2 separate regions of the Homo sapiens genome follow, and region 1 is linked to region 2. A link is an interaction called in ENCODE POLR2A ChIA-PET data of the cell type or tissue named here. Cell type or tissue: OCI-LY7. All regions are shown on one strand. Links, peaks and the distances in the headings refer to the core of each region. The heading gives the core; the rest is flanking DNA.

Evidence for each region. Peaks named below come from ENCODE experiments on the same cell type or tissue, not always from the same donor. Only the 100,000 strongest peaks of a DNase experiment are listed, where the experiment ranks them.
Region 1: POLR2A ChIA-PET joins it to region 2 with 13 read pairs; 3 of 35 experiments call an interaction of 5 or more read pairs at or near these places.

Annotation. Positions count from the first base shown.
Region 1 is chr11:66,596,584-66,601,475 of GRCh38, forward strand. It overlaps CCS (copper chaperone for superoxide dismutase), which reads left to right. Exons shown (of 8, transcript NM_005125.2): 3 at 2,533-2,670; 4 at 2,876-3,053; 5 at 3,906-3,966. Among named protein-coding and RNA genes, the nearest start is that of CCS, 5.8 kb to the left of the region's middle. In OCI-LY7, for the core only: no CTCF peak of the experiment used is centred there; no DNase peak of the experiment used is centred there; H3K27ac peaks cover 749 bases.
Region 2 is chr11:67,233,011-67,237,010 of GRCh38, forward strand. All of the region lies in intron 12 of KDM2A (lysine demethylase 2A), which reads left to right. Among named protein-coding and RNA genes, the nearest start is that of GRK2, 31 kb to the right of the region's middle. In OCI-LY7, for the core only: no CTCF peak of the experiment used is centred there; no DNase peak of the experiment used is centred there.

The DNA of each region.
Region 1 (4,892 bases), core at 111-4,110, 640 kb before region 2:
GTTAGCCAGGATGGTCTCGATCTCCTGACCTTGTGATCCACCCACCTTGGCCTCCCAAAGTGCTGGGATTACAGGCATGAGCCACCGCGCCCGGCCGACAACTGACTTTTGAACTTGACCCTTGTGGACCTCACAGAGCTCCTGCCCTCACAGAGCTGGCGGCCTAGGAGTGAAACAGGATTGTAGTCAGTGCAATGTGAATTACAGGAGGGGGAGTGTGAGCTGCTACAGGACCACAAGGGGTGTGGTCCTAACCCAGCTTGGAGCCTAAGGGCTGCTTCCTAGGGTGAGTACAATATCTGGGTTAAGTGCTGGGGCTCTGGAGCTAGGCTGCATGGTCAGAGGTCCAGTTGCACAACTTACTACAGTGCGACTTTGAGCAAGTTTCTTCATCTTTCTGTGCCTCAGTTTTCTCATCTGTAAAATGGGGATCATTGTACCTAACTTAGAGGCTTAGTAGGAGTACCAAATATGTTAAGACAGGTAAAACACAGGATTCGCTCACCGTCCATGCCCAGTAAGTGTTAGCTCTACTAATGATGGCAATAGTCCCTGCCTTTTATGTGTGTAATAGCTTTATTAAGATATAATTCGGCTGGGCGCAGTGGCTCACACCTGTAATTCCAGCACTTTGGGAGGCTGAGGCAGGCAGATCATGAGGTGAGGAGATCGAGACCATTCTGGCTAACACGGTGAAACCCTGTCTCTACTAAAAACACAAAAAATCAGCTGGGCGTGATGGCGGGCACCTGTTGTCCCAGCTACTCGGGAGGCTGAGGCAGGAGAATGGCTAGAACCCAGGAGGTGGAGCTTGCAGTGAGCCGAGATTGTGCCACTGCACTCCAGCCTGGGTGACAGAGCGAGACTCCATTTCAAAAAGAAAAAAAGGCCAGGTGTGGTGGCTCATGCCTGTATTCCCAGCACTTTGGGAGGCCAAGGCGGGCAGATCACGAGGTCAGGAGATTGAGACCATCCTGGCTAACACGGTGAAACCCCGTCTTTACTAAAAATACAAAAAATTAGCCGGGCTTGGTGGCGGGCGCCTGTAGTCCCTGCTACTCGGGAGGCTGAGGCAGGAGAATGGCGTGAACCCAGGAGGTGAAGCTTGCAGTGAGCCCAGATGGCGCCACTGCACTCCAGCCTGGGCGACAGAGTGAGACTCTGTCTCAAAAAAAAAAAAAAGATATAATTCATAGGCTGGGCAGCTAGGCACAGTGGCTCACGCCTGTAATTCCAGCACTTTGGGAGGCTTGCTTGAACCCAGGAGGCAGAGGTTGCAGTGAGCCAAGATTATGCCACTGCTCTCCAGCCTAGGTGACAAAGCGAGACTCCATCTTGAAAATAAAAAAAGATATAATTCATGTACTATAAAAATCACCCATTTAGGCCAGGCGCAGTGGCTCACGCCTGTAGTCCCAACAGTTTGGGAGGCTGAGGTTGCAGTGAGCCGAGATTGTGCCATTACACTCCAGCCTGGGTGACACAGCGAGACTCTGTCTCAAAAAAAAAAAAAGAAAAAAAATTCACCCATTTAAAGGATACAGTTCATCTGTTTGTAGTATTTTCAGAGTTGTACAACCATCTCTCCACTGTCAGTTTTACATTTTTATCACTTCATAAAGAAATCCTAGGCCACAGCCAGGCGTGATGGCTCATGCCTGTAATCTCAGTACTTTGGGAGACTGAGGCAGGCAGATGACCTGAGGTCAGGAGTTCGAGAGCAGCCTGGCCAACATGGTGAAACCCCATGTCTACTAAAAGAAAAAAATACAAAAAAATTAGCTGGGCATGGTGGTGGTGTGTGCCTGTAGTCCCTGCTACTCGGGAGGCTAAGGCAGGAGAATCGCTTGAACCCGGGAGATGGAGGTTTCAGTGAGCTGAGATCGTGCCACTGCACTCCAGCCTGAGCAACAGAGAGAGACTCTGTTTCAAAAAAAAAAAAATATTTTTTAAGCTATCTCCTACAGGAAGAATATTTTCTGTTTGTGGATTTGCCTATTCTAGATATCTAATATACATGGCATTATATATGTGGCTTTGTGACTGGCTTTCTTGTAGCATAATGTTTCAAGGTCCGTCCATGTTGTAGCATGTATCAGCACTTCGTTCCTGAATAGTATTTCATTGTATGGATACCACATTTTATCTGTTCATTAGTTGATGGGCATTTGGGTTATTTTTATCTTTTGGCTATTGTGAATAATGCCACTATGGATAGCCCACTTAAAAAAAAAACAAAACACTGCTTTAAAAAGAATGATGTATGTTTCCAAAGTTATAAATAATGCCTGGCGTGTATTAGAACTCACAGAAATCCTGGGGGCAAGGTGGCATTATCCCCATTTATATGAAAAGAGACAGACTCAGAAGTGAAGAGGCTTACTCAGGGTTACACAGTTACGAAGTAGCTTGCCTCTGACCATGGGAAGTTTGGTGGAAATGGGGATGGAGAATTGCTGTCTGTTTTTCTGTTCCCTGCTGCCAGCACTGGGTGCCAGCCTCTGTTGCCCTCTTCCCTCTCTTTCTTGCCAGGTGTCCAGGATGTGGAGGTGCACTTGGAGGACCAGATGGTCTTGGTACACACCACTCTACCCAGCCAGGAGGTGCAGGCTCTCCTGGAAGGCACGGGGCGGCAGGCGGTACTCAAGGGCATGGGCAGCGGCCAGTTGCGTGAGTGACCACTGTGGCCTTGGCCCCTCTCGGAGGGAGGTGGCTCAGAGCTGGTACAAATCTAATCATAGGATTCTCAGGCTCTGGGTTGGAGTGGCTTTGAGGAAGGTGTGAAAATTATGTGAGACTCCCTGCCCTTCCCGAGCTGCTGAAGAGGTGTGCTGGGTGAGGTGGCAAGCCAGCCCAAGTGTCTAATACCTTGCAGAGAATCTGGGGGCAGCAGTGGCCATCCTGGGGGGGCCTGGCACCGTGCAGGGGGTGGTGCGCTTCCTACAGCTGACCCCTGAGCGCTGCCTCATCGAGGGAACTATTGACGGCCTGGAGCCTGGGCTGCATGGACTCCACGTCCATCAGTACGGGGACCTTACAAACAACTGCAACAGGTGAGTTGTCTGAAGTCTCCCCAGTAGCATTCTCAGCTACACATTTTCACACTGGGCCCTCACCAATACTCTGTGAGGCACATACACACAGGCACAACCTCCAGATGAGGAAACTGAGGCTCACAGAGGTTAAATGACTTGCCAAAGGTCCACAGCAGGTAAAAGGTAGAGTTGGGGTTTGAGTCAAGATCTGACCTTGGCTGGGCACAGTAGCTCACACCTGTAATCTAGCACTTTGGGAGGCTGAGGTGGGCGGATCACCTGAGGTCAGGAGTTCAAGACCAGCCTGGCCAACATGGTGAAACCCCATCTCTACTAACAATACAAAAAAAAATTAGCCAGGTGCAGTGGCATGTGCCCATAATCCCAGCTACTAGGGAGGCCCGTAATCTCCTGAGGCAGGAGAATCACTTGAACTCAGGAGGTGGAGGTTGTGGTGAGCTGAGATTGCACCACGGCACTCCAGCTCAGGGGTGACAGGGCAAAACTCTGTCTCAAGAAAAAAAATAAAATCTGATCTTGAAGGTCCTGCTTATAACCACCTTACTGCCTCTGAGATGGAAGGGGACTTCTGGACACAGCAAAGGAAGGGTCCCCATGCCATGGTGTTTGTCATGCTGTGATATAACTAGTTGTTTACTCATCTGTGAGTCCCCTGAGCCAGAAGCTTATTCAGGACAGGACCCATGTCTGATTCTTCTCGGTGCCCTCTACCCAAAGCCCAGCACAGAGTAGGCCTGTTTGTTGAATGAATGAATGAATGAATGAATGAAGCAAATATAAATAGATGAGAGGGTAGAGCACCTGGCCTGTGAGCTGCTTTCCTGCCCACCTGTTTCCTTTCTTTCTTAGCTGTGGGAATCACTTTAACCCTGATGGAGCATCTCATGGGGGCCCCCAGGACTCTGACCGGGTAAGTGTCTGTCTGGGTTTGGGCTTGGGCTGAGAGAGGACCCAAAGTCTCAGAGGCAGGGCAGGCAGCTCTTGGGATCATAACAGTGTGATTCCTTTTTGGTGGAGTCTTTTCCTCTCATTTTATTTTGCTGAGTTTGGAAACATTTGTTGACACTTTCTGTGATCAAGGCCCAGGGGATACAATAGATTACAGCCCCAGTGCCTGACCCAAGGAGCACACAGTCTCTGGGGGAGATTACTGAATTCCATGGTTTCCAGGCAGTGAGATCATCCTTGCAGGAGCCTGCAAGAGGTCCTGGAGCCCACAGTGAATAGTTCATCTGCCTGAGGGGCAGGGGCAGTGGGAGGAAGTGAAATATGGAAGTTGAGGGTTTTACCTAAACTGAAAAGGCTGTCCCTGGTGTTCCCTAACACCCCGGTCCTGGAGTTTCATTTTTCAGCAGAGAATCATTTCCCAATCTTCAGGGAATTGTGTGTTGCCTTAATGATTTTTGCCTTATCTGAGTACTAGTTGTATTTTTAGTTACTCAATCATTTGGTTTTTTTATTTTATTTTCTGAGATGGAGTTTTGTTCTTATTGCCCAGGCTAGAGTGCAATGGCGCAGTCCCAGCTCATTGCAACCTCCGCCTCCCAAGTTCAAACGATTCTCCTGCCTCAGCCTCCCTAATAGCTGGGACTACAGGTGCACACCACCACACCCGGGTAATTTTTGTATTTTTAGTAGAGATGGGGTTTCACCAGGTTGGCCAGGCAGTCTTGAACTCCTGACCTCAAGTGATCCACCCACCTCAGCCTCCCAAAGTGCTGGGATTACAGGCGTGAGCCACTGTGCCCGGCTCTGACTGGGCTATTTTCTATCTTGATGGGTTTGCAACCTTGTGCCACAAAACAATTGAAACCATGGTATGTGTTGCTTAATGCA
Region 2 (4,000 bases), core at 1-4,000:
TGAGCTATCTAAACTGGAGGAAATTATTTTAAGTCTTTCCTCCTAAGTAACAATTAATGTGAAGACCAAGAATTGTAAAGCTGGAAATAGCAATTTTATTTTTAAATCAGTGTTTGGAACAATGGGTATGTATATTAGAAAGCTAATCTACAAGTTGTAATGTTATTTTGAAAACCTCACATAGATTATTTTAAGCTACTTTTAAGCCATTTTATAAATTTAGGGGGGCCAGGCACAGTGGCTCACACCTGTAATCCTAGCACTTTGAGAGGCCAAGGTGGGAGGATCACCTGAGGTCAGGAGTTCGAGACCAGCCTGGCCAACATGGTGAAACCCCATCTCTACTAAAAATACAAAAAAAGGCTCAGTGCGATGTCTCATGCCTGTAATCCCAGCACTTTGGGAGGCCGAGGCAGGTAGATCACGAGGTCAGGAGTTCAAGATCAGCCTGGCCAAGATGGTAAAACCCCGTCTCTACTAAAAATACAAAAATTAGCTGGGTGTGGTGGCAGACACCTGTAATCCCAGCTACTCAGGAGGCTGAGGCAGGAGAATCCCTTGAACCTGGGAGGCAAAGGTTGCAGTGAGCCGAGATTGCGCCATTGCACTCCAGCCTGGGTGATGGAAGTGAAACCCTGTCTCAACAACAACAACAACAAATCCATTGGAGTAGTTTAACTAAAGTAGCTAAATAAGGAGATTTGAGGTGAAAGGGTGGTACAATGGTATACCAAAGGAAAAAGTAGAAAGATTTGGGTTAAATATTAAGCAGAGTCAGCAAGAAGAGAGGGGAGTTAAGAAGAGACATCTAAAGAGGAGGCTTAGCATTATGAAAAGTGTCCGGAGATAGCTTGCTTGTGTTTATCAGGGACCACTGAAAAACGTGACTGCCATCACTGGCTAAGATATAGTGGCAGAGGCCAGAGCATGAGGAACAAGTAGCCAGTGAGATGACTACACAGGCCGACAGTGTTTGAATTCTCCCTCCAGAGACTTGTCCACAGCTTCTCGTTTACCCAAAACCACAGTCAAAATGTAGCTGACGTCAGAAGACAACAGATTTAGATTCCAGCTCTGCAGGTGTAGTTTCACTTAAGATCAAATAGATTAATTATTCCTATATTTGATCAGTTATGCTAAATCTCAGAAAAGATATAGCAAGCTTAGAGCTTGAATACCTTGAGAATCTAAGCATCACTCAAAAGAAAAAAGCATTAGATTGGGTAGCTGCTGAATCACTGCACAGCTGGGGACTTTCAAGTGCTAGAAAACTTGGTGCTTATAGCACTGATGGCTATACTTCAGTGGGGGACAAAGCTAGTACAGTTTACCCTTCCTGCAGAGAAAGGAATTGTTTGCTGTTGTAACCTATCTGGCTTTCAGGAATAATTAGTAGAAGAGATGAGGGGAAAAGTGGTAGATGAGATATTCATAATATTCCAAGGAAAAATAGTGCATTTCAGTGCTGTGATAAAAGGGCTTTTTTTAGGTTCTAAGGCGTTGAAGAACAAGTCATAGAATATAGAGTTGGAAGAGGATTAAGTGAAAAAATAGGACATTAAAAAGTACTGACTTGGGCTGAGCCCAGTGGCTCACACCTCTTGTCCTAGTGCTTTAGGCGGCAGACGCAGGCAGATCTCTTGAGACCAGCCTGGGCAACGTGGCGAAACCTCACCTCCACAAAAATACAAAATTATCCAGGTGTGGTGGTGTGTGTTTGTGATCCCAGCTACGTGGAAGGCTGAAGTGGGAGGATCACTTGAGCTGGGCAAGTTGAGGCTTCACTGAGCTGTGATCTCACCACTGCACTCCAGTCTGGGCAAAAGAGTGAGACCTTGTCTCAAAAAGAAAGTAGGCCGGGCATGGTGGCTCATGCCTGTAGTCCCAGCACTTTGGGAAGCTGAGGCGGGCGGATCATGAGGTCAGGAGATCAAGACCATCCTTGCTAACATGGTGAAACCCCGTCTCTAGAAAAAATACAAAAATTAGCCAGGTGTCTTGGCGGGCGCCTGTATTCCCAGCTACTTGGGAGGCTGAGGCAGGAGAATGGCGTGAACCCGGGAGGCGGAGCTTGCAGTGAGCCCAGATGGCACCACTGCACTCCAGCCTGGGTGACAGAGCAAGACTCCATCTCAAAAAAAAAAAAAAAAGAAAAAAGAAAGGAAGTATTGCCTTACCGGTAAACTGGTAAAGCTATCAGCGTGTGTATGAGGTTCTGTTTGGGAGGGGTTGTGGGTAATGTTGACTCTTGAAAGTGTACATAGGTAGAATAGGGTTTTCCTACTATGAGAATTTTTTTTTTTTTTTTTTTGAGACTGAGTTTCACTGTTTTTGCCCAGGCTGGAGTGCAATGGCGCAGTCTTGGCTCACCACAACCTCCACCTCCCAGGTTCAAGCAATTCTCCTGCCTCAGCCTCCCGAGTAGCTGGGATTACAGGCATGCACCACCACCCTGGCTAATTTTGTATTTTTAGTAGAGACTGGGCTTCTTCATGTTGTTCAGGCTGGTCTTGAACTCCTGACCTCAGATGATCCACCCGCCTCTGCCTCCCAAAGTGCTGGAATTACAGGCGTGACACCGCGCCCGGCTGCTTTTTTGTTTTGTTTTGTTTTGTTTTGTTTTGTTTTTGAGACAGAGTCTTGCTCTGTCACCTAGGCTGGGGTGCAGTGGCGCCATCTCGGCTCACTGCAGCCTCCACCTCCTGGGTTCAAGTGATTCTCCTGTCTCAGCCTCTGAGTAACTGGGTCTACAGGCACGCACCACCACTCCAGCTAATTTTTGTATTTTTAGTAGAGACGGGGTTTCACCATGTTGGCCAGGCTGGTCTTGAACTCCTGACCTTGCGATCCACCTGCCTTGGCCTCCCAAAGTGCTGGGATTACAGGCGTGAGCCACTGCGCCCGGCCAAGATATCCTTAACATTTCTAAAATTGGAAAGTTGTATTCTTGATATATGTTGAATAAAAAGGTAGGACATGTAACAGTATGTATAGTACCATCCCATTAATGTAAGAAAAAGTGTATGCGTATTTGTGCATTGCAGAGGAATCTAAAAGGGTACATCCCAGCCTGCTAATAGCAGGGCACAATAGGATAGTAGTAGTCAACTGGAAGAATTTGTGGTTTTTTTGTTTTTTGAGATGAAGTCTTGCTCTGTCACCCAGGCCGAAGTGCAGTGGCGTGATCTAGGCTCACTGCAGCCTCCGCCTGTCGGGTTCAAGTGATTCTCCTGCCTCAGCCTCCTGAGTAGCTGGGATTATAGGTGTGTGCCACCACGCCTGGCTAATTTTTGTATTTTCAGTAGAGATGGAGTTTTACCATGTTGGCCAGGCTGGTCTTGACTCCTGACCTCAAGTGATCTGCCTGTCTAGGCCTCCCAGAGTGCTAGGATTATAGGCATGAGCCACCACGCCCAGCCACAATTTGAGTTTTTAATCAGATTGTTGTTTTTGTTGGTATTTATTTTGGTGATAAAGTAGTTCTTAATATATATGCATATATAAAAGAAGCTTTTTATATAACAATATATCTGGCGGCCCAGCTCACTTAATAAAGCAAATTCAATATTGTTGAATACTTTTCGACTTTCCTGTTTTCTCTAAACATTTTGATAAGCCTGCCAATCATACTTTGTGACTTTTGGGTAAGTTACTAAATTTATGGAAACCTATTTTCTCCTCTATAAAATATCTGTGAGATTGTTGTTAAAATTAACAAGATTAGTAAAATACTTAATAAGCAGTGCATTATTACAGCCAGAAAAAAGTTAGATGTTACAAATCTATGAAATTCACTTATTCCACCGCTCTGAATAATGCCTGCCTGCTCTGTGTCAGGAATCAGATTGAATGTTAAGGAAACTATGCAGACATGCCGTGGTCCTAGCCCTCAAGAGCCTTAGAGTTCAGTGGCAAAGCAGATATAAAAGTGGGCTAAGAAATAGGAAATAAGTGCAGTCCAGGTTTGTAGGTGCCTGGCATGACACAGGGCACAGAGAAA